Regions from separate parts of the Homo sapiens genome. Here region 2 is linked to region 1. Evidence: read pairs that join two places in POLR2A ChIA-PET (ENCODE). Cell type or tissue: K562. All regions are shown on one strand. Each heading gives the region's core, and the rest is flanking DNA. Links, peaks and the distances in the headings are about the cores only.

Region 1 (10,195 bases), core at 2,919-7,918:
GAGACCCTGTCTCAAAATAATAATAATAATAATAATAACAAAGATTCCAATTCAATGGGTTTTAGGGTATTCACAGAGTTCTGCAACCATCACCACTCCATTTGGGAACATTTTATTTTATTATTTATTTATTTATTTATTTTTGGCATGGTGTCTCTCTCTGTCGCCCAGGCTGGAGTGCATTGGTGCAATCTTGGCCCACTGCAGCCTCTGCCTCCCAGGTTCAAGCAATCCTCCTGCCTCAGCCTCCCAAGTAGCTGGGATTACAGGCATGTGCCACCATGTCCAGCTAATTTTTGTAATTTTAGTAGAGACATGGTTTAGCCATGTTGGCCAGGCTGGTCTCGAACTCCTGGCCTCAAGTGATCCACCTGCCTCGGCCTCCCAAAGTGCTGGGATTACAGGTGTGAGCCACCGTGCCCGGCCTGTTTGAGAACATTTTAATCACCTCAAAAGGAAACCCCTTCCCCTTTAGCTATCAACCTCCATCCTGTTCCCATCCCAGCCCCCAGCCTTAAGCAACTACTAATCAGCTTTCTGGCTCTACGCATTCCCTGGCATTGCCAGGCCCTCCTCCTCCCATCCAACCTGCTTGTGGCTTCTCCCCAGCGTCCCCTCCTGAATGGTGTCACTGAATCCTCACACCATCCCCATTTCACAGATGAGAAAACTGAAGCTGGGAGTAGAACCAGGATTCAAACTTCACCCTGGCTCTTAACCTCCCCACTCCCCAGCTTAAACCCTGCCAAATCCCTATTGCTCTTCAGATAAGCCCCAGCTCATTAATTAACCTGACTTTGCCAGAAGCTCTTTTTTTTTTTTTTTTTTTTTTACTTTTTTGAGACAGGGTCTGGCTCTGTCACCCAGGCTGGAGTGCAGTGGTGTGATCCTGGCTCACTGTAACCTCCACCTCTCAAGGTCAAGTGCAAACAATTCTCCCACCTCAGCCTCCCAAGTAGCTGAGACTATAGGCACGCACCCTGCCTGGCTAATTTTTTTTTTTTCTTTGTAGAGATGGGGTTTCGCCATGTTGGCCAGGCTGGTCTTGAACTTCTGGACTCAAGCGATCCTCCCACCTCAGCCTCCCAAAGTGCTGGGATTATAGGCATGAGCCCCTGCCCCCAGCCTGTCACAAGGTTCTTATCTCCAAACCTCTGCCCATGCAGGTTCTTCCACCTGCAATGCCTACCCCATCTTCTGCAACTAACCCTCCCTCGCTCCCTTCCAGCATCCCTTCCTCCAGGAAGTCTTCCCAGAAGCCCCTCGACCCAGCCCTGCTTCCCCCCTCCCCAATGCCCTGACCCCTGGGCTGCAAGACCGGGATACATCAAATGGAGAATCTCTGAAAACAAGGCCCGTAAACAAGTTGTCGGGCGCCTTGAAGGCCCTTATCAGCAGGGATCGCGATGAGGGGGCCTGATAAACAAGCTGCTTTGTGCCAAGCACCCTGCGATGACATGGCTGGCTCTTCTGAGAAGTGCACGGAGGGGCCCCGAAACCACCGCGTCCCGCCACTGATAGCAGATAACAGCACCCTAAGTTGTGGTTTTTTAAGACACCAAACTGGTGGCACCAGGTCAGGAGAGCAGGGTGAGAACAAAACAGTATCAGGACCCGGCTGCGGTCAGGGGCAGAGGACAGTGCGTGTGTGCTTGGGGGAAGGAAATTGGGGACCCCAAAGCTGCTCAGAGGGATGTGGGGGCCCCCAGGGCTGGACAATAGACCTGGTGGGTTGTTATGATGCGCCGCGGGGCTTTTTCTGTCCATTTCACAGATAGGGAAACTGAGGCCTCGTTGGTCCCTGTGCCCCTCCCTAGGTCTGGCCTGGGCGAGTGGGTGTCCGTTGCCAGATGGATCCTAAACACCCTTTATTTCATAGACGGGGGCTGGGGGTATTGAAGTGAGCCCCTGTCAGGCCTGGAGTTACTGGGGAGCTTGCAGAAAGCTCAGGTTTCCCTGTCCAGGTTGGTGGCCTCTTTGTATCACAGTCAAGTCACCATGAAGCAACAGCACGTCGTGGGCAGCACGGTCTTTGTGGCTGGCAGGAGGTGGCCAGGGACTCAGTCCCTGGGGCGGCCAACTCAGTTCTGCCTTACAGGAGACAGAGCCTCCACGCAGTTCCCAAATGCATCCATGCTGTTCCATGCAGTTTCACACTGTTCCATCTTCCACAGGAAGGTCTGCAAAGACCTGAATTCCTTGCACCCTGGGGTCTCCATTTGAAGGCCTGAAGCACCAAAGGTAGGGCTGACTCTGTGGTATGTCCCTCTTCTTTCAATAAATATTTTTAGAGCAGTGGTGGAGAACGGAGCCCTGTCCCAGGTTTGAAATAAAACCCAAACCTGGCCGGGCACAGTGGCTCACACCTGTAATCCCAGCACTTTGGGAGGACGAGGTGGGCGGATGACTTGAGGCTGGGAGTTCGAGACTAGCCTGGCCAACATGGTGAAGCCTTATCTTTACTAAAAATACAAAAATTAGCCAGGCATGGTGGCTCGCACCTGTAATCCCAGCTATTCAGGAGGCTGAGGCAGGAGAATTGCTTGAACCCGGGAGGTGGAGGTTACAGTGAGCTGAGATTGCACCACTGCACTCCAGCCTGGGTGACAGAGCCAGACTCCATCTCAGAGACAGACAAACAACAAAACAAGACAAAACACAAACCTCTCACTGAGGCCCTCAAGGCTCTGTGGTCTGGCCCCGGCCACCCTGTGACCCCATCTCCTCCTGCACACCAGCCTCCCCAACACACCAGCCTCCCCACAGTTCCATGATCACACCAGGCATGGTCCTGCCTCAGGGTCTTGGCACTGTCTGTTCCCTCTGCTGCAAATGCTGTTCCCTTCAGCCACTCCTTTATCTCCTGCTGGTCTCAGCTTAAATGTCACCTCCTCAGAGAGAACCTCCTTGACCTTCTCGGCTAAAATGACCCTCCGGGTCCCACCTACCATGTCATGACCTATTTTTCTCCATCACAAAGATTTCACTCAATGTTATTTTGCCCACTTCATGGCTGTCCAAAACAGGCGAATCCAAAGACAGAAAGCAGATTTGTGGTTGTCAGGGTTCTGGGGAGGGGGATAAGTGACTGCTTCTCAGTCACTTCTGAGGTGGCCAACTCAGTTGGAGACGGGGTTTCCCTTTGAGGGGATAAAATGTTCTGAAATTAGGTATAGGTGATGGTTGTACAACCTCATGAGTGTGCCCCAAACCCACTGAATCATATACTTTAAAGCAAATGGTGAATTTTGTGTTGTGTGAATTTTATTTCAATTTTTTAAAAAGTTGGCCGGGCGTGGTGGCTCATGCCTGTAATCCCAGCACTTTGGGAGGCCAAAGATAGTGCATTGCCTGAGGTGAGGAGTTCGAGACCAGCCTGGCCAACATGGTGAAACCCCATCTCTACTAAAAATAAGAAAATTATCTGGGCGTGGTGGCAGGCGCCTGTAATCCCAGCTACTCAGGAGGCTAAGACAGGAGAATCACCTAAACCTGGGAGGCAGAGGCTGCCCTGAGCCGAGATCACACCATTGCACTCCAGCCTGGGTAAGGAGAGTGAAATTCCGTCTCAAAATAAATAAATAAATAAAATAAAAATTTAAAAATTCAACCCAGGTGCAGTGGCTCACGTCTGTATTCCCAACACTTTGGGAAGCCGAGGCAGGAGGATCGCTTGAGCCCAGGAGTTCAAGACCAGCCTGGGCAACAGTGTGACCCCGTCTCTACAAAAAATGTAAAAGTTAGCTGGGTGTGGTGGTGCATGCCTGTAGTCCCAGCTAGCTACTCGGGAGGCTGAGGTGGGAGGATCACTGGAGCACAGGAGGTCAAGTCTGTACTGAGCCATGATGAACCTGCTGCACTCCAGCCTGGGTGACAGAGTAAAATCCTGTCTGAAAAAAATCAAAATAAAATGGTGAATTTATGTTGTGTGAATTTTATCTCAATTTTTTTTTAAAAGTCAGAGCTAGCAGCCAGGCACGGTGGCTCACACCTGTAATCCCAGCACTTTGGGAGTCTGAGGCAGGCAGATCACTTGAGGCCAGGAGTTCAAGACCAGCCTGGCCAATGTGGTGAAATCCCATCCCTACTAAAAATATAAAAATTAGCCGGGCGAAGTGGGGGGGCACCTATAATGCCAGCTACTTGGAAGGCTGAGGCAGGAGAGTCTCTTGAGCCTGGGAGGCGGAGGTTGCAGTGAGCCGAGATCATGCCACTGCACTCCAGTCTGGCGACAGAGCAAGACTCCGTCTTAAAAAAAAAAAAAAAAAGTCAGATCTAGCTGCTGGGATCATTCCTGCTTCAGGGCAGGGGGTTTGGGGGTCTACATGAGCCGTTCCTGCTCCCTGTTCCTCTAGCCCAGCAACCAGGATTTGGGGCCTCCGGTGCGCAGAGCAAGTCCTAAGCGCTGTGGGTGCTGGAAGCCGGCTTGGCAAACGGGAGCGGGGGTCAGGGAGGCCTATGTCCAGCAGCCGTGCCCAGGTGGCAGCAACTCAGGCCAGAGTGGGTTAAAGGGGAAGTGGATCTTTTCATGGTCCCCAGGTTTCTGGATTTGCATCGACCACTTTTACATAAAAATCTTTCCAGGCTGTGCCCAGCGGGCCCTGAAGCCGGCCGTGGGGTCGGGGGCTGGGTGGGCAGCTTCTGCGGGAGGTTTCTGCAACACAGGGTGCCCCTCGCTGGTTCCTGTTTTGGGGGAATGTTATCACCATTGGCTTCTTAGAAAGAGCTGGAGGTGGGGGAGAGAACCCAGCACCTTCAGAGCCTCACTGGTCACTTTTATCCTCTCTTTGCCTGGTGGGGGAGGAAGACAGAGCCCCATCCAGGGATCAGCAAGGGGACACCCCTGGGGGAAATGACAGTGGCTGGGTATCTCCGGTGTGCCTGGCCTTTTTTTTTTTTTTTTTTTTTTTTGAGACAGTCTCGCTCTGTCACTCAGGCTGGGGTGCAGTGGCGCAATCTCAGCTCACTGCAAACTCTGCCTCCCGGGTTCAAGCGATCTTCCTGCCTCAGCCTCCTGAGTAGCTGGAATTACAGGCACCTTTCACCACGCCTAGCTAATTTCTGTATTTTTAGTAGAGATAGGGTTTCACCATGTTGGTCAGGCTGGTCTCAAACTCCTGAGCTCAAGTGATCTTCCTGCCCCGTCCTCCCAAAGTGCTGGGATTACAGGCGTGAGCCACTGCGCCATGCCAGGTGTGCCTGGCTTTCTATGTGCTGTGGGTTATCTTTGGGGACCCCTGGCGAGAAGTGTCACCCCCCAGACCTGTTGTTTAGCTGAGAAGAACTGGGGCTTGTAGGAGGGATGGCCCAAGCTGAGCTGGAGTTTGGTCCCGAGCCAAGCTGATAACACTCCCTGCTAAAGATAAGGTGGGCCTGACCCCGTGTATTCAGCCAGCAAATATTTACTGAGCGCCTTTCGGTGCCAGGCTCCAGGCTGGGGAGTCAGAAGTAGGATGGATGGAGAAGCAGGGAGAAAGCCAGCTGGGTCCTGCCCTCCCACGGGTAGCGGTGGGGATGGACGAGCAAAAGGCAGAAAACCAAGGTGACTCTGGAGAGACCACAGTTGAAGACAAGACCACAGTGGGGGTGATACTGAGGGGCCTGAAGTGTCTGGAACAGGCAAATCTGTAGAGACAGAAGGTGGCTTAGTGATGGCCAGGAGCTGGGGGACACAGTGTAACTGGGTGTGACTGGTGAAAGGGTATGAGGTCGCCTTTAGGGGTCAGAGAAGAGAAAGATTCCCTATGGGGAGGTTTAGGGGAAGGAGACCCCAGGTCAAGGTGCAGCCCGGATAAAGGCTCGAGGTAAGGCCAGGAGCTGTGGCAAGGGTGCCTGGGTGGTGATCTGCCCAGATGGTGTCCCCGAACCCCCTGCCCTGCGTGTGGCACGAGTCCCTTCTCATCAGTGCCTTTTTACTTCTTCCATTTCCCCCAATGCGGCTGAATTTGCATTACTGAGTTATTTCTTTTTAGAACTCCTACCTTCTCCCCTTCCCCCAGAGTTTTTCCTGGTGCAAGCTGAGGGTGCCACCCCCACCCCCACGGCATTCGAAGATCAGAGAGTTTCCTCCTTGGGGCCGGGCTTCTCAGAAAAGCCACCTCTGCAGTGCTCGGGTTATGAAATGCCCCCTCCACTGCCCAGGCACTCTTGGCTGGAATCGCAGTGAAATCCGTGGTAAAGAGTCGCTGGGCTGCCTGCAGAGGGGTCGAAGATGAGACTCACCCTCCCAGGCCCCCGTTTGACAGGTGAGGACACTGAGGCCAGTGAGCTCAGAGTGAGACTCAAACTTGGGAGATCTGGCTGATTCTTGGGCACAGAGGTTGTGACCACTCTCCAAGTGGGTGCAGCTGGGAGAAAGTGGCCCTTGGGCGAGCTGGGCCAGGCTCACATTGCCCCTCCACCTCCTACTTGTAGCCAAGCAGCCTGGATTCACCGGGCCTCAGTATTCCCCTCTGGCAGATGGGCTGAGCAACCCTTTACCACTCAATCATAAATGCCCTTGCTCATGGCTTCAACCGCCCTTCCACATGTCCATTCCACTTAATCATCAGCCTCCACTTAAACTTCTCGGCTTGGCACCTGTCTCGGGGTAACATCCATGCACCCTGCTGTGGCTTTTGAGGGTCTGCATGGCTGGTCCCTGCCCCCACCCAGCCACACGGGCCTCTGCCAGGTCCCTCAAACACCAAGGCTGCCTCAGGACACCAGGCCTTAGCCGCGCCGTGCCTCTTGCCTGCAGTGCCCTTCCCGAATCCATCCATGCCCTCAAACCTCACCTAGTTATTATCTACTTAGCTTTCATTCTCAGTCCGAGACATCAAACTGCTTTCTTTCCTTTTCTTCTTTTAAAATATTTTATTCAAGGAAAACATACAGACATTAAAGTACCCAAATCCTAGGTACACAGTTCTGTAACTTCTCATAAAGGGACTATGCCCAGGTAACCAGCAGCCAGCTCAAGAAACAGGACACTCCGGCTGGGCTTGGTGGCTCATGCCTGTAATCCTAGCATTTTGGGAGGTCGAGGCAGGAGGATTGCTTGAGGCCAGGGGGAGTTCAAGTCCAGCCTGGGTACATAGCAAGATCCCATCTCTACCAAAAAAGAAAAGAGAGAGAAAAAGAAACAAGACATCCCCATCCCCACCACCTTCATCAAAGCTCCCTTGTGGGGCTCAATATTTGGAATTGACGAATGGTTACGTGAACGGGCCCATTGCCTATGACATAGGTGTCCAGCAAGCCGCTGAGCCCATGGGTTGCATTACTGGAGGTATAGACTCCAGAATGGGGAAGGTGATTTCCCTCTCCATTCTGGGCTGGTCAATGCTGTCAGGCAGGGGGCCCTGCCACTTCAAAATGGGGATAGATGGATAGTGGCAGGTTTGGGGAAGACCACCATGGTGTGTGTGTGTGTATGTGTATACACACTTCTAAGTGGTGTCCTGGGAGAAGGCCCTGGAGGCTTTAGGGCATTTAACCTAGAGAAGGACTGACTTAGGTCTCTGTCAGCAGTCCCAGGTGGCTGGATGGCAGAGCAGGGCAGGGTGGGGACTGAGCCACTCTGAAGGAGGCACCCACTTTCACTAAGCCACACACTAGGCTGCCCCGGCTGGCAGTGAGCATGTCGTCAGGAAAGAGATGCCAGTCCAGTGCCTCCCTGGCAGCAAACTGAGCCAAGTGGTTGTGTGGCATGAACTAGAAGACATCTTGACCCCCAGTCCCCACCAGATCTTAAAGAAAGGTGGGCAGGGATGAGGACTTCAGGGACACCTGAAGGGGCCCATTGCCTGTGACATAGCTGCCCAGCAAGCTGCTAGGCCCATGGGTTATATTATTAGAGGTATAGGCTCCAGAATGAGGGAGGTGATTTCCCTTTCCATTCTGGGATGGTCAGAATGGTCAGGCAGGAGCCTCTGCCACTGCTGAGACTTTTCTGTGGCCAGTGGGGAGACTGAGATCCAGAGAAGGACAGTGACCTGCCCAGAGTCATTGGGCCAAAACTGGCTTTCCAGGCACGGGCCAGGCCTCGAGCTCTGGTTTTGGGTGGAGTTCAGGCCAGGTTATATGTGGTGTGGCTGTTCCCTTTTGCCAGCTGCAGCTGCCTGGGGTGGGGGCCGGCCGGGCACGCTTCATCACCTGCCCTGGCAGGCAGTCGCAGGTGCTGGGCCGGCCACTTTACATAGCCACGCTTGGGTTCCTCTGCCCGCGCTGCCGTCCTGCCCCCTTGCCTCTCCCCAGGAAAGGCCGAGGCTCTGAGGTCAGGAGCCGGCTGCGGGCCCCAGTGAGTTCTTGAGTATTTTTATTTCACTTCTTCGTTTCACTTTTACTGGTCCTGGGAGAAATATGCATGTTATTCAGGACCAGAGCAGTCATCACTGGGCCCAAGATGGCACTGTTCTGTGCCAACAAGGGGTCGTGGAGCAGGCAGACCCGGGTTCAAATCCTAACCCCACTGCTTGTTGGCTGGCCACATCACCCCTGGAGCATCTCCTGAGAGGTGCACGGGGTGGAGATTCTGATAGGGCGTGGCCTCTGGGCTGCTGTGTGGCTTCAGGCAACTTCCTGCCCCTCTCTGGGCCTCAACCCCTCTTCTGTAAAATGGGAATAACTACAGCCCATTCTTATAATGTGGCTCAAATTCAGCAGTTATGCGGTGTCACGCTGGGTGCCTGTCCACTGAACTTTTTGGGTGGAGGAGCTGGACCCACCGTATGTTCTTGAACTTGAGAAGCTTGGGCTTGCGTATGGATCCCTGTTGTGTGTGTGTGTGTGTGTGTGTGTATGTGTGTGTGTGTGTGTGTGTGTGTGTTTAGACGGAGTCTTGCTCTTATTGCCCAGGCTGGAGTGCAGTGGTGCAATCTCAGCTCACTGCAACCTCTGCTGCCTAGGTTCAAGCGATTCTCCAGCCTCAGCCTCCGGAGTAGCTGGGATTACAGGCACCAGCCACCATGCCCGGCTAATCTTTGTAATTTTAGTAGAGATGGGGTTTCAACATCCTGGCAAGGCTAGTCTCGAATGCCTGACCTCATGATCCACCCGCCTCAGCCTCCCAAAGTGCTGGGATTACAGGTGTGAGCCACTGTGCCCGGCCAAGGCAGGTTTTAAGATGCAGATTCCTGGGCCCTGCTTTGCATTGGGAGAAAGTGGGTTGGCCCTCAGATGTCGGCCCAGAAACTTCAGAAAAGGCTCCAGGACCTGGAGGTGTGTTTTTCCCTGGGACAGGATCAAAGGAGGGATGTGGGGAGGGGGAAACTGAGGCACAGGGCGGTGAAGCCACTTGCCCAGCAAGTGAGAGTGTCTGCACCAGGACTGAATAGGGGCTAGCTCGATTCAGAGCCAGCACCCTCTGGCCTGCAGTGATGCCCGGACGGAGTCCACCCCTGTCACTCTGTCCCGCTCAGCTCCTGAGCTCCTCCCGGGCCCCGTGTTCCAGCAGCCTCAGGGCTGCCGCAGAACATGAAGCCTGAGGCTTCCCCGGGGAACAGCTTGGAGCCGAGTTGGGGTTTATATAGTGGCTCCCAAAATATCTGGCCGCTGATAGGCTGAGCCGGGTGCAGGCGCGGCTGACCCATGCCGCGCTTCCTGTCCTGCCAAGATGTTTCCTGCCGATAGCCGGGCCCAGCGGCCTTATCTGTGACCTCAGGGACACCCAGGGGACAGGGTGTCCTGGCCTGGGCAGGGGCTGTGGGGAACCAGGAGGGGGTCAGGGCACAGGTGGTGGGTTCTCCATACACACAAGTTTTGGAAGGAGCACTGGACTTGCAGTCTGGCTGCCCAAGAGTTGAAAATTGGCTCTGGGTCTAAACAGCTGTCCCCCAGGGAAGCTGAGCCCCTCTAGAAATCTCAGTCTCTTATCTATCAACGGGGGGTACTGGGGTCTCCATTTCATTTATTTTTTATTTTTATTTTTATTTCGAGATGGAGTTTTGCTCTTCTTGCCCAGGCTGGAGTGCAATGTTGCGATCTCGGCTCACCGCAACCTCTGCCTCCCGGGTTCAAGCGATTCTTCTGTCTCAGCCTCCCGAGTAGCTGGGATTACAGGCATGTGCCATCACACCTGGTTAATTTTGTATTTTTAGTAGAGACGGGGTTTCACGATGATGGCCAGGCTGGTCTCGAACTCCTGACCTCAGGTGATCCACCCACCTCGGCCTCCCAAACTGCTAGGATTATAGGCGTGAGCCACTGCACCCAG
Region 2 (10,195 bases), core at 2,408-7,407, 270 kb before region 1:
ACCCCACGCCTTAAAGCCTGGGCCTCAACTGTTGTAGAATGGAGCTTCACGAACTCTGTGGTGAAGGACCATTTCTGGTGTTGTGTTTTAAGTTTCTAACCTGTTGTGTGTGGACCAAAACTTCTGCAAAGCACAGTAACAATGTGGACCGTGAACCATCACGCTGCTAGAAAGGTTTTGAAATGCTCCCTTTCTGGTTCCATAACCGTCTGTCACCGCTGGGTAGCCCAGGGACCACTCCATAAGTGGCAATACCATGACTGCCATGTCAAAAAGAGGTAGAGGGATGGGACCTGATGCAGGAAGACCGGTTCTGGGGTGACGCAGGTGACAGCAGATCCATGGTGGTGACAGCGGGGACATAGACTGATTGGAGTGATGTCTCGGAGGCCGCCTTGACACTATGTGGCTCGTCACTGGGAGGCACATGCTACTTCTGGCCTGGGTTTCTGGGCAGATGGTGGTGCCAACCATGGTGCGGGGAGCACAGGAGGGGACATAGGTGTAGGGGGTGAGAGGAAACACAGGCCCCTTGGAAACACAGTGGGCCGTGCAGTTGGTGGTTAGGGCCAAAGCTCAGGAATCCAGAATGGAGATGATGGATTTAGGAATCACACCATGCACAATCGCAGCCACAGGAATGAGTAGCTCATGTTGCCCGGCGGTTGCGTAGAGCGGAGGACAGGGCTCAGAACACAGGCCGCGCACCCCAGCATGTGAGGGTCCAACGGGAGAGGGGTTGGTAAAGGGGGAGAAAGGGACTGAGGGGGCGAACACATGGAGGCCAAGGGAGGCAAGCACCTGCGACAGGCCCGGGGGGCTGAGTTGAGTGAGGGTGTCCTCAGCTGCCTGGGGGAAGGAGGGGGGTGCGGGGAGTGGCAAGCAGGCACCAGGCTGAGATAAAGGGGAGGTGAAGATCTGGAGTGAGTCTTGTCTGAGAAATCGTTTAGAGAGGGATCATGGGGTAAAGGGAGAAGTTTCCAACCCAGAATATTCTGATGTGTTTATTTATTTCCTTTTTTATTTTTTGAGATGGAGTCTCACTCTGTCACCCACACTGGAGTGCAGTGGCGCCATCTCGGCTCACTGCAACCTCCACCTTGCAAGCTCAAGCAATTCTCCTGCCTCAGCCTCTCAGGTAGCTGGGATTACAGGTGCCCGCCACCACGCCCGACTAATTTTTTGCATTTTCAGTAGAGACAGGGCCATGTTGGCCAGGCTGGTCTCGAACTCCTGACCTCAGGTGATCACCCGCCTTGTCCTCCCAAAGTGCTGGGATTATAGGCGTGAGCCATCATGCCCAGCCCAATGTGTTTAGATGCTGCTGGGGAGGGACGGGTAAAGAGGGAGGAGTTGGAGAAATAAGAGATAGAAGAAATATCAATAAGCAGTGTCCCTCAGACAGTGGGAGGGGTGGGATTCAGTGCAGAAGTTGGGGGTCATCCTGTAGGGTGGCTTTGGGTGCACAAACTGGAGGGCACAGTCAGCCCCGAGACTTGACTTGAGCGCCCAGTGAGGGGCGACACCTTCCACCTGACACCCCACCTCCCTTATCTTTGGCTTTGTCCTGGTCCCCTTGGAGTGGGGCTCTGGAGGGCTCCAGGGGTACCTGGTCACATTTAGACCAGGCGGCCCCAAGACGGAGAGAGAGGCAGGTCATCTTGTCCAGGGCCTCCTTATGAGCCGGGTCCCTTCCTCAGAGACCTCACCACCTGCCCCATCTGGCCAGAGTTGGGACCTGCGCCCACCCTGACCCAGGCTTCTGCCGGCAGAATGGGTGTCTCACTGCTGCCTCAAACTGGATGCACCCCTGAATGCAGAGGGGTCTCTGTCCCCAAGGGCTGGAGAAGCAAGGAGAGTCAGTAGAAGGACAAGGCAGGTGTGGGGGAGGCCGCAGTGTGCGCTCGGGGGTGCGGCTTCGTGCCTTTCTGGCCAGATGTGCAGAGGCCCGGTGGCTGTGACATCTTAACAGTCAATGGGTAGCTTAAGTGGCAGAGGTCAGGGAGTGGCCGAGGAGGTCGGAGGATGAGAGGTACTGAGGCCTGGGTTCTGCATCAGGTGGGGCCTAGGTGGGTGAGGAGGTGGGCAGGCAAGCTTAGCTTGCACCGGAAGGACACTGCGCAAGGACTGGATGGTGCTGGCGAGAGAGCGGCCAGGGGACTTCCTAGGTTCTCCGAGGAGGGGACGGCCCGAAGATGGAATGCTGAGGCTGGGATCCTGTGAGAGGGAGGGCAGGACCCGAGACTAGGAGGAGCTGGTTTGCGTGGGCATGAGGCTATGAACAGGCCCTCGTGGATGGTGAGTCCCTGGGGAGGGGGAGGCCCCTGTGGCTGAGAGGTGGCCAAGGGGACACCTAGACCCCCATCTGCATTCTCATGGGGCACCCCTCCTCCTCTCCCTCCAGTCATCTGCAAGCAGCAGACCCCGGAGCTGGAGCCAGCCGCCACCATGCCACCCCTGCCACAGCCCCCGCTGGCCCCCGCCGCGCCCATCCCGCCGGCCCAGGGCGCGCCATCCATGGACGAGCTCATCCAGCAGAGCCAGTGGAACCTCCAGCAGCAGGAGCAGCACTTGCTGGCGCTCAGACAGGTATGGGCCCGCCGCCTCCTCGGCCAGACACCAGCAGCTCCCCTGTGCCTCTGTTTTTGCGTCTGCTCATCAGAATGAATAACAGGTGTCAGTGAGGACAGGGCCCCCCCTGCCACCCAGGGCTCGGTGCATGTCAGCCACTGTCACCCCCAGCCCTGATGCCAGACACAGAGGCTGCTTCTCATCTCAGTGAAGCCACTGGACGTGCGTGCACCCATCACCCTGGGGTGGACCCCCCTGAGTGGGACTGTGGGGCACGTATGCACCTTGAAGCTCCCTAATGGCTGTGGCCAGGCAGCCTCTGGTGCCTACCATTGGCCCCACCACACAGTAGCTAGGTCACCTGGAGCTGTTGGTTGGGGAAGGACCCTTTTTTTTTTTTAAGTCTTGTTCTGTCGCCCAGGCTGGAGTGCAGAGGCGTGATCTCAGCTCACTGCAGCCCCTACCTCCCGAGTTCAAACGATTCTCCTGCCTCAGCCTCTGGAGTAGCTGAGATTACAGGCATGCACCACCACACCCGGCTAATTTTTCTATTTGTAGTAGAGATGGAGTTTCACCAGGTTGGCCAGGCTGGTCTCAAATTCCTGACCTCAGGTGATCCACCTGGCCAGAAGGACCCTTTTGTCCTTCCTGGTCCAACAGTTTGATAACTTTCGCCAAATAGAATACAGGTGCATTGGCTGGGTGTGGTGGCTCACACCTGTAATCCCAGCACTTTGGGAGGCTGAGATGGGCAGATCATGAGGTCAGGAGTTCGAGGCTAGCCTGGTCAACATGATGAAACCCTGTCTCTATGAAAAATACAAAAATTAGCTGGGCGTGGTGGTGCACGCCTGTAATCCCAGCTACTTGGGAGGCTGAGGCAGGAGAATTGCTTCAACCTGGGAGGAAAAGGTTGCATGAGCTGAGATTGCACCACTGCACTCCAGCCTGGGTGACTGAGCAAGACTCAGTCTCAGAAAAAATAAATAAATAAAATACTACAAGTGCATTGCCAGAAAAATGAGAGGAATAGAATACCAAACCTCCAAAACACCAACCCCACGCTCAGTACTAGGTTCAGGGCATAAAATCACACTGTCATATTGCTCTCAGAAAATTCCAGCTGGGCACAGTGGCTCAGCCTATAATCCCAGCACTCTGGGAGGCCAAGGCAGGCGGATCACAGGGTCAGGAGTTTGAGACCAGCATGGCCAATATGGTGAAACCCTGTCTCTAGTAAAAAATACAAAAATTAGCTGGGTGCAGTGACAGGTGTCTGTAGTCCCAGCTACGCGGGAGACTGAGGCAGAATTGCTTGAACCCGGGAAGTGGCGGTTGCAGTGAGCTGAGATTATGCCATTGCACTTCAGCCTGGGCGACAGAGCGAGATTCCATCTCAAAAAAAAAAAAAAGAAAAGAAAAGAAAGTTCCAGAATGCTCACCCTCAGCTTCTGTTCATCATGGAGTGGGAGGCCTGCCTTGACCAGCCGTAACTGACCGCTGGTCCGCATGGCAGCTCTGTTTTTACCAGTCGCACTTTAACCGGTGTTTCCTCTTGAGGAATGAGATTGCCCCCTTCTTGCTTCACTAGAGGCCATGGGTGTATCCTCTTCTTCTATTGCCTGTCGTTCACACCATGCCTCATTTGTCTTTTTTTTTCTTTTCTTTTCTTTTTGTTGTTGTTGTTGTTGTTGTTTTGTTGTTGTTAGAGACAAGGTCTTGCTGTGTCACTCAGGCTGGAGTGCAGTGGTACAGTCACAGCTCACTGTTTAACTTTGAACTCCTGGGTTCCAGCAATCCTTCCGCCTCAGCCTCCCAAGTAGTTGGGAACACAGGCACACACTACCATGCTCAACTAATTTGTATTTTATTTTTTGTAGAGATGAGGTTTCGCTACGTTGCCCAGGTGGTCTGGAGCTCCTGGGCTCAAGCGATCCTCCCGCCTCAGCCTCCCAAAGTGCTGGGATTACAGGCATGAGCCACCGCGCCCCGCCTTTGTTTTTTGTTGAGTTGGTTTGCAGAGGTTGTTTGTTCCTCTGGGCTGCAGTGTTTTCCTTGGTTACCTGGAGGGCAGGTGTTGTCTCCTGGTATGTCCTGTCAGTGCCCTGCCCACTCCAGGAGGGACTGTCACAGATTCACGGCAGGCATGAGAGACAGAATCTCCTCCTGCTGGGGACAAGCAAGGGAGCTGATGGCCAGAGCAGCCCAGAGTCCGGGCATCGCCACCATGTCCCCACCCCGCCCCTGCTGAGCCAGGCCGGAGGGCTCAGGCTGCGGGTCCCTCCTCATGTGTTCTCGACCCCACCGACCCCCGCCCGCAGGAGCAAGTGACAGCGGCCGTGGCCCACGCGGTGGAGCAGCAGATGCAGAAGCTTCTGGAGGAGACCCAGCTAGACATGAACGAGTTTGACAACCTCCTGCAGCCCATCATCGACACGTGCACCAAGGACGCCATCTCGGTGAGGGGCCAGCACTTCCCAGAGCCCAGCTTTCCCTTGGTCCCTCCCTGAGGCAGGGCCTGTCGTAGCCAATCTGGGCTAAGGGCTGTTACAATGGGTGCCCTTCCCTCCCGCCTGGAGCTCCTGAGGCTGTGGGACCCTGTGCCCCCCACGCTCATGGTGTGTCCTTCCCTGAGCTGATGGTGACGCGCTCTCAGGGATGCAGTGGGTGCCTGGGGGAGCCGCGGCCCTGCTCACTCGTCATTGGCTCGGTTGTTGCAGGCCGGGAAGAACTGGATGTTCAGCAATGCCAAGTCCCCGCCGCACTGTGAGCTGATGGCCGGCCACCTCCGGAACCGCATCACGGCTGATGGGGCACACTTCGAGCTGCGGCTGCACCTCATCTACCTGATCAATGACGTGCTGCACCACTGGTGAGCGCCGCCACCCCGTGCCCAGAGCGCCACTTCCTCGCGCTCCTCCTCAACCCTCCTGGGTGGCCGCTTGCTCCGGTCGGTAGCTTGGCTTGGCCTGTCCCGAGACTAGGGGGCACTTGTCCGGGGACCCCGGGTGGGGGGTCTCTGTGAGCCACCAGGCTTCTGTCTCCAGGACTGCGAGGTCTAGGTGTCCTGTGCACCTTCGCTGCATGCCCTGTCCTCTCCCCTAGACCCCGGCCTCACCTGTCACATTGCTGTCTCCTGGGGGCCACTGTCCCCTGCACTCCTTCCTCTCATGGGGCAGCTTCTTGGCGTCTCCTTGTTGCCTTCTCAGCCACGGCCTCCTTGGCCTCTGTGTCTGTCTCCTGCCCTCGTCACTGATTTGCACGCACACACACGCGGTCACCTGACTTTGCTCAGCCATCAGGACCCTCCTTTGGGATCCCCTTCTCCAGCCCTGACCCATCTCTCAGGCTTCAACAGAGCCACATCTGCCGACCCTCTGTCCCCACCCAGCCCTCACCCTTCCCACTGTTGCTGTCTCCACCCTCCCCAAGGTTGGGTGGGTATTTCCTTCTACAGGGTCACTGGGGCCCTTCTCACAAAAATTAGCAAAAAAGAAAAAAAAAACAATAGAACCCCAGGCCAAAGGCCCGCACGTGCGGGAGGAGACAAGCATTGCTACTGAGCCTAGCGGGCAGCAGTCCTGGCCTGGCGCCTCGTGTGCCTCTACAGTGGGCCAGGCTGCCAGCACCCATCTCGCCCCATCTATCACATGCAGCACTGCCTGAGTCCCTCTTGCCTCCCCACCTCAGTCCCTGTTTCTCTCCTGCTGGGAAGTGAGTTGCGGCTCGGCACCAGCTCTGCCCTTCTGCTCCTCCTCATGCCTCCATTTCTCCCTGCCTCTGAGTCGGGTGCCTTGCACGGATGCACAGTTTCCCGCATTCTCCAGCCACGCGCCTCTCTAGCTCTACTCTGTCCGAAGCCAAGTGCTGCTCGCCCAGCCCAGGCCCTTGCTCCCCTGAGCCCCCTGCGGCAAGCTGAGGGCTGAGGGGCTTCCAGCTGCTCCCCTCCTGTCTTGCGTCCCTCCCCAGGGGCAGCCATCTCCCTGCGCAGCGGCAGGGGCCTCCCAGGCCAGGTATGCACAGTGTCCTGTGCAGCACTGCACAGCAGCCCTGAGAGGACATGGGCCCGGCGCCTCCCCCCGCTGGGCATCCGGTCACTCTTCTAAAGTGTTCTAGGTTCCTGAGGGACTGGGCACCCTCCCTCCTTCTCCCAAGAGGCCTGGCCTGGGCCGAGGTTTCCTTGTGCATAGTGAGTGACAAGGACAAGACCCCCACTCCGCAGCAGTCCCATCCCGCCCATCATACACAGGCAGGGGCTCCCGCCGGCCCATATCCCTTCACCCGCAGCGCCACCCAAGAGGGAAGGAGGGAAGGTTATTTCCTATCAAGGGGACTGGACCAAAAGGCCTTGCTCAGAACGGCCCCAGGCCACGTTCTCTCCCTCCCCTGCTTGCTGTTTTTCCATCTGTCCCTTCCTCGAGCCCAGGCACCAGCACAGGTCTCGTGGGAGCCCAGCCATCGCCCTGACCGGGTTGGGGACCCGATTCCCGAGAAGGCAGAGGGCGCTGAGGCTGGAGCCGCGATGGTAACGGGCGCGTGGCCGGGTCCCGCCCCAGGGCCCTGACGCGCGGAAAGTCTCTCCCTCACAGCCAGCGCAAGCAGGCCCGGGAGCTGCTGGCCGCCCTGCAGAAGGTCGTGGTGCCCATCTACTGCACCAGCTTCTTGGCCGTGGAGGAAGACAAGCAGCAGAAGATCGCCCGGGTGCGTGGGCCCCGGGCCGGGGGTTGGGCAAGACCGGGACACACAGGCCTTTCCCCTCCCCACTGACCCGGCCTCTCTCTCCTCCCACCGCCAGCTCCTGCAGCTCTGGGAGAAAAACGGCTACTTCGATGACTCCATCATTCAGCAGCTACAGAGCCCAGCCCTGGGGCTTGGTCAGTACCAGGTGAGTGTCCCTGCCCACCCACACCTCACCCTAGAGCTGGGGCGGGTTCCCCAGGAGGGTTTGGGAGTGTGGGGACAGCAGCTGCCACCCCAGCAGCCAGAGAGCCCATGTCCCCTGCCTGTGCTAGGAGTAGCCAGTGTGTGTTGACCAGAGAGTCCCAGGTGACATTTCCCAGGCCTTAGGTGTGTCTCCCTGACTTTCCTGGAACACTAGAACCAGGCGGCCTTTCGGAGTCATTGCACATGGCCCATTTGCTCTGGTGGTCAGGCATGTTCCGGTGTGGTGGAAGCATGAGGAAGCCCAGACGTGGCTTAGGCTGTGGCAGCCCCTCTTGCTGAGAGCCACATGGCGAGTGGGAGGCAGAGCCCATGAGCGTGTCCCAGAATGTTGGTGGGCAGTGTTCGCTGAGCAGCCACGAAGCGGCCAGGACACGGCTGTCGTTGCTCGTTCTGTTATCAGGGAGTCGTAAAACACGCTGCAGCGAACATCCTCATCCCCAAATCTCTGGCCAGATCCCAGCGCACACTGATTGCCCAGACTGTGTTGGCTGTTTCACGTGACGGTTCCCTGTCCACCTGCCCCAGGTCCCCCAGGCTCTGCTGCTTTCCAGGCGTTTGTCCTCTGGCGCCAGGCAGCGAGCCCCAAGGCCGCATACTGAGCAGCGGGTGCTCTTCTCTCTCTCAGGCCACCCTCATCAACGAGTACTCCTCAGTGGTCCAGCCGGTGCAGCTGGCCTTCCAGCAGCAGATCCAGACCCTCAAGACGCAGCACGAGGAGTTTGTCACCAGCCTGGCCCAGCAGCAGCAGCAGCAGCAACAGCAGCAGCAGCAGCTCCAGATGCCGCAGATGGAGGCTGAAGTCAAGGCCACGCCTCCACCGCCTGCTCCACCCCCGGCCCCAGCACCTGCCCCTGCCATCCCGCCCACCACCCAGCCTGGTACGGGGCTCCCTCAGCTCAGCCTGCCCCCAGGAAACAGCCCCCAGAGGCTGGGCACCGAGTGTAGTCAGAAAGCAGTCTGCCACCCTCAGACTCAGTTCTTGTTCCCTCGTCCCAGGCCTGCTCCTAGGCCCAGGTTTTCATCCATTTACAAGCACGAGCCAGGTGATCCTAGAGTAAAACTACAACCATCCCATTCCTGAACAGCAGAAGATCTGTTTCCTGTTCCCAGAGAAAAGAAATAGAGGAAAGGTACCCAGATCATTCCCCAAGACTAGGGTAACTATTACATCAGGCAGGAAGGACAATGCACAGACTGAAAATATAATTGGCTAGGCATGGTGGCTTACGCTTGTAATCCCAGCACTTTGGGAGGCCAAGATGGGCAGATCGCTTGAGCCCAGGAGTTTGAGATTAGCCTGGGCAACATGGTGAAACCCCGTCTCTACTAAAAATAGAAAAATGGTGCTCACCTGTCGTCCCAGCTACTTGGGGGCTGAGGTGGGAGGATCACTTGAGCCCATGAGATTGAGGCTGCAGTGAGCTGCATTTACACCACTGCACTCCAGCCTGGGTAACAAAGCGAGACCCTGTCTCAGAAAATACAATCTAGTGTCACTTCTGAAAAAGACACGGAAATACTGAAGGAAATCTTAGCAGAATCTAGCAAAGGATTTTGTTTTTGATTTTTTTTTGAGATGGAGTCTTGCTCTGTCGCCCAGGCTGGAGTGCAGTGGCGTGATCTCAGCTCACTGCAAGCTCCGCTTCCTGGGTTCACGCCATTCTCCTACCTCAGCCTCCTGAGTAGCTAGGACTACAGGCGCACGCAACCATGCCCAGCTACTTTTTTGTATTTTTAGTAGAGACGGGGTTTCACCGTGTTAGCCAGGATGGTCTCGATCTCCTGACCTTGGGATCCACCCACCTCAGCCTCCCAAAGTGCTGGGATTACAGGCGTGAGCCACCGCACCCGGCCTAGCAAAGGATTTTAAAATTACATTCTGATCAAAGAAGATTTGTTGTAGGAATATGAGGATTGTATAGAATAGAAAATAACAGATGTGGGGAAATGACCTTTTAATTAGATACAGTAAAGATGTCTAATCAAATTCAGTGTGGATAGAAATTCTTCAGCAAACCAAGAAGGCAGAAGTGAGGCCTGTTTCTTGTAAAGCTTTGAAAAGGACAGATGTGTGTCATGTTCAAGGTCGAAACCTCCCCTCGCCCTGTCCCCTTCCTGGAAGCCAGTGATAGTCATGGTTTTAGTGGGTCCTGAAGCGATCATCCACTGGGCACTAAAAGCGGTAGCCTGGTTTGCTCTGGGGTAGTGTGGAGAGGAGACAGCGCCTCCTGCTGCCAGGCCTGCTCTAACTGCCTGTCACTTGGATTTAGATGACAGCAAGCCTCCCATCCAGATGCCTGGCTCTTCAGAGTACGAAGCTCCAGGAGGGGTCCAGGATCCTGCAGCTGCCGGCCCCCGGGGCCCCGGGCCACACGACCAGATCCCACCAAACAAGCCCCCTTGGTTTGACCAGCCTCACCCCGTGGCTCCTTGGGGCCAGCAGCAGGTATTGATTGGAACCTGGGGTGGGAGCAGATGGGGCACACTTGGCCTGATGGGGTAGCCTCCCCTATGCCAGTTGGTGGGCGTTGAGTGGCTTACTGGGGAACAATGAGGGATATTCTGTGGCAGAGCTTATGCTGGGTTAGTGACAGCCCTGTCTTCCTGTGGCTCCGGGACAGGTCAAGTGACAGGTCTTCACGTCCCTTCCCCGAGCTTTGATGGTTTGGGCTTCTCTGTA

The links. Peaks named below come from ENCODE experiments on the same cell type or tissue, not always from the same donor. Only the 100,000 strongest peaks of a DNase experiment are listed, where the experiment ranks them.
Region 2: POLR2A ChIA-PET joins it to region 1 with 8 read pairs; 2 of 35 experiments call an interaction of 5 or more read pairs at or near these places.

Annotation. Positions count from the first base shown.
Region 1 is chr19:16,258,019-16,268,213 of GRCh38, reverse strand. No RefSeq gene overlaps it. Among named protein-coding and RNA genes, the nearest start is that of KLF2-DT, 62 kb to the left of the region's middle. RefSeq lists enhancers at 7,799-7,878, 8,309-8,528, 9,394-9,728. In K562, for the core only: no CTCF peak of the experiment used is centred there; a DNase peak (open chromatin) is centred at 5,338.
Region 2 is chr19:16,527,846-16,538,040 of GRCh38, reverse strand. CHERP (calcium homeostasis endoplasmic reticulum protein) reads left to right here. Exons shown (of 17, transcript NM_006387.6): 3 at 2,405-2,589; 4 at 4,893-5,030; 5 at 5,292-5,443; 6 at 7,161-7,272; 7 at 7,367-7,456; 8 at 8,141-8,393; 9 at 9,786-9,961. Among named protein-coding and RNA genes, the nearest start is that of CHERP, 9.5 kb to the left of the region's middle. RefSeq lists a silencer at 9,667-9,716. In K562, for the core only: no CTCF peak of the experiment used is centred there; no DNase peak of the experiment used is centred there.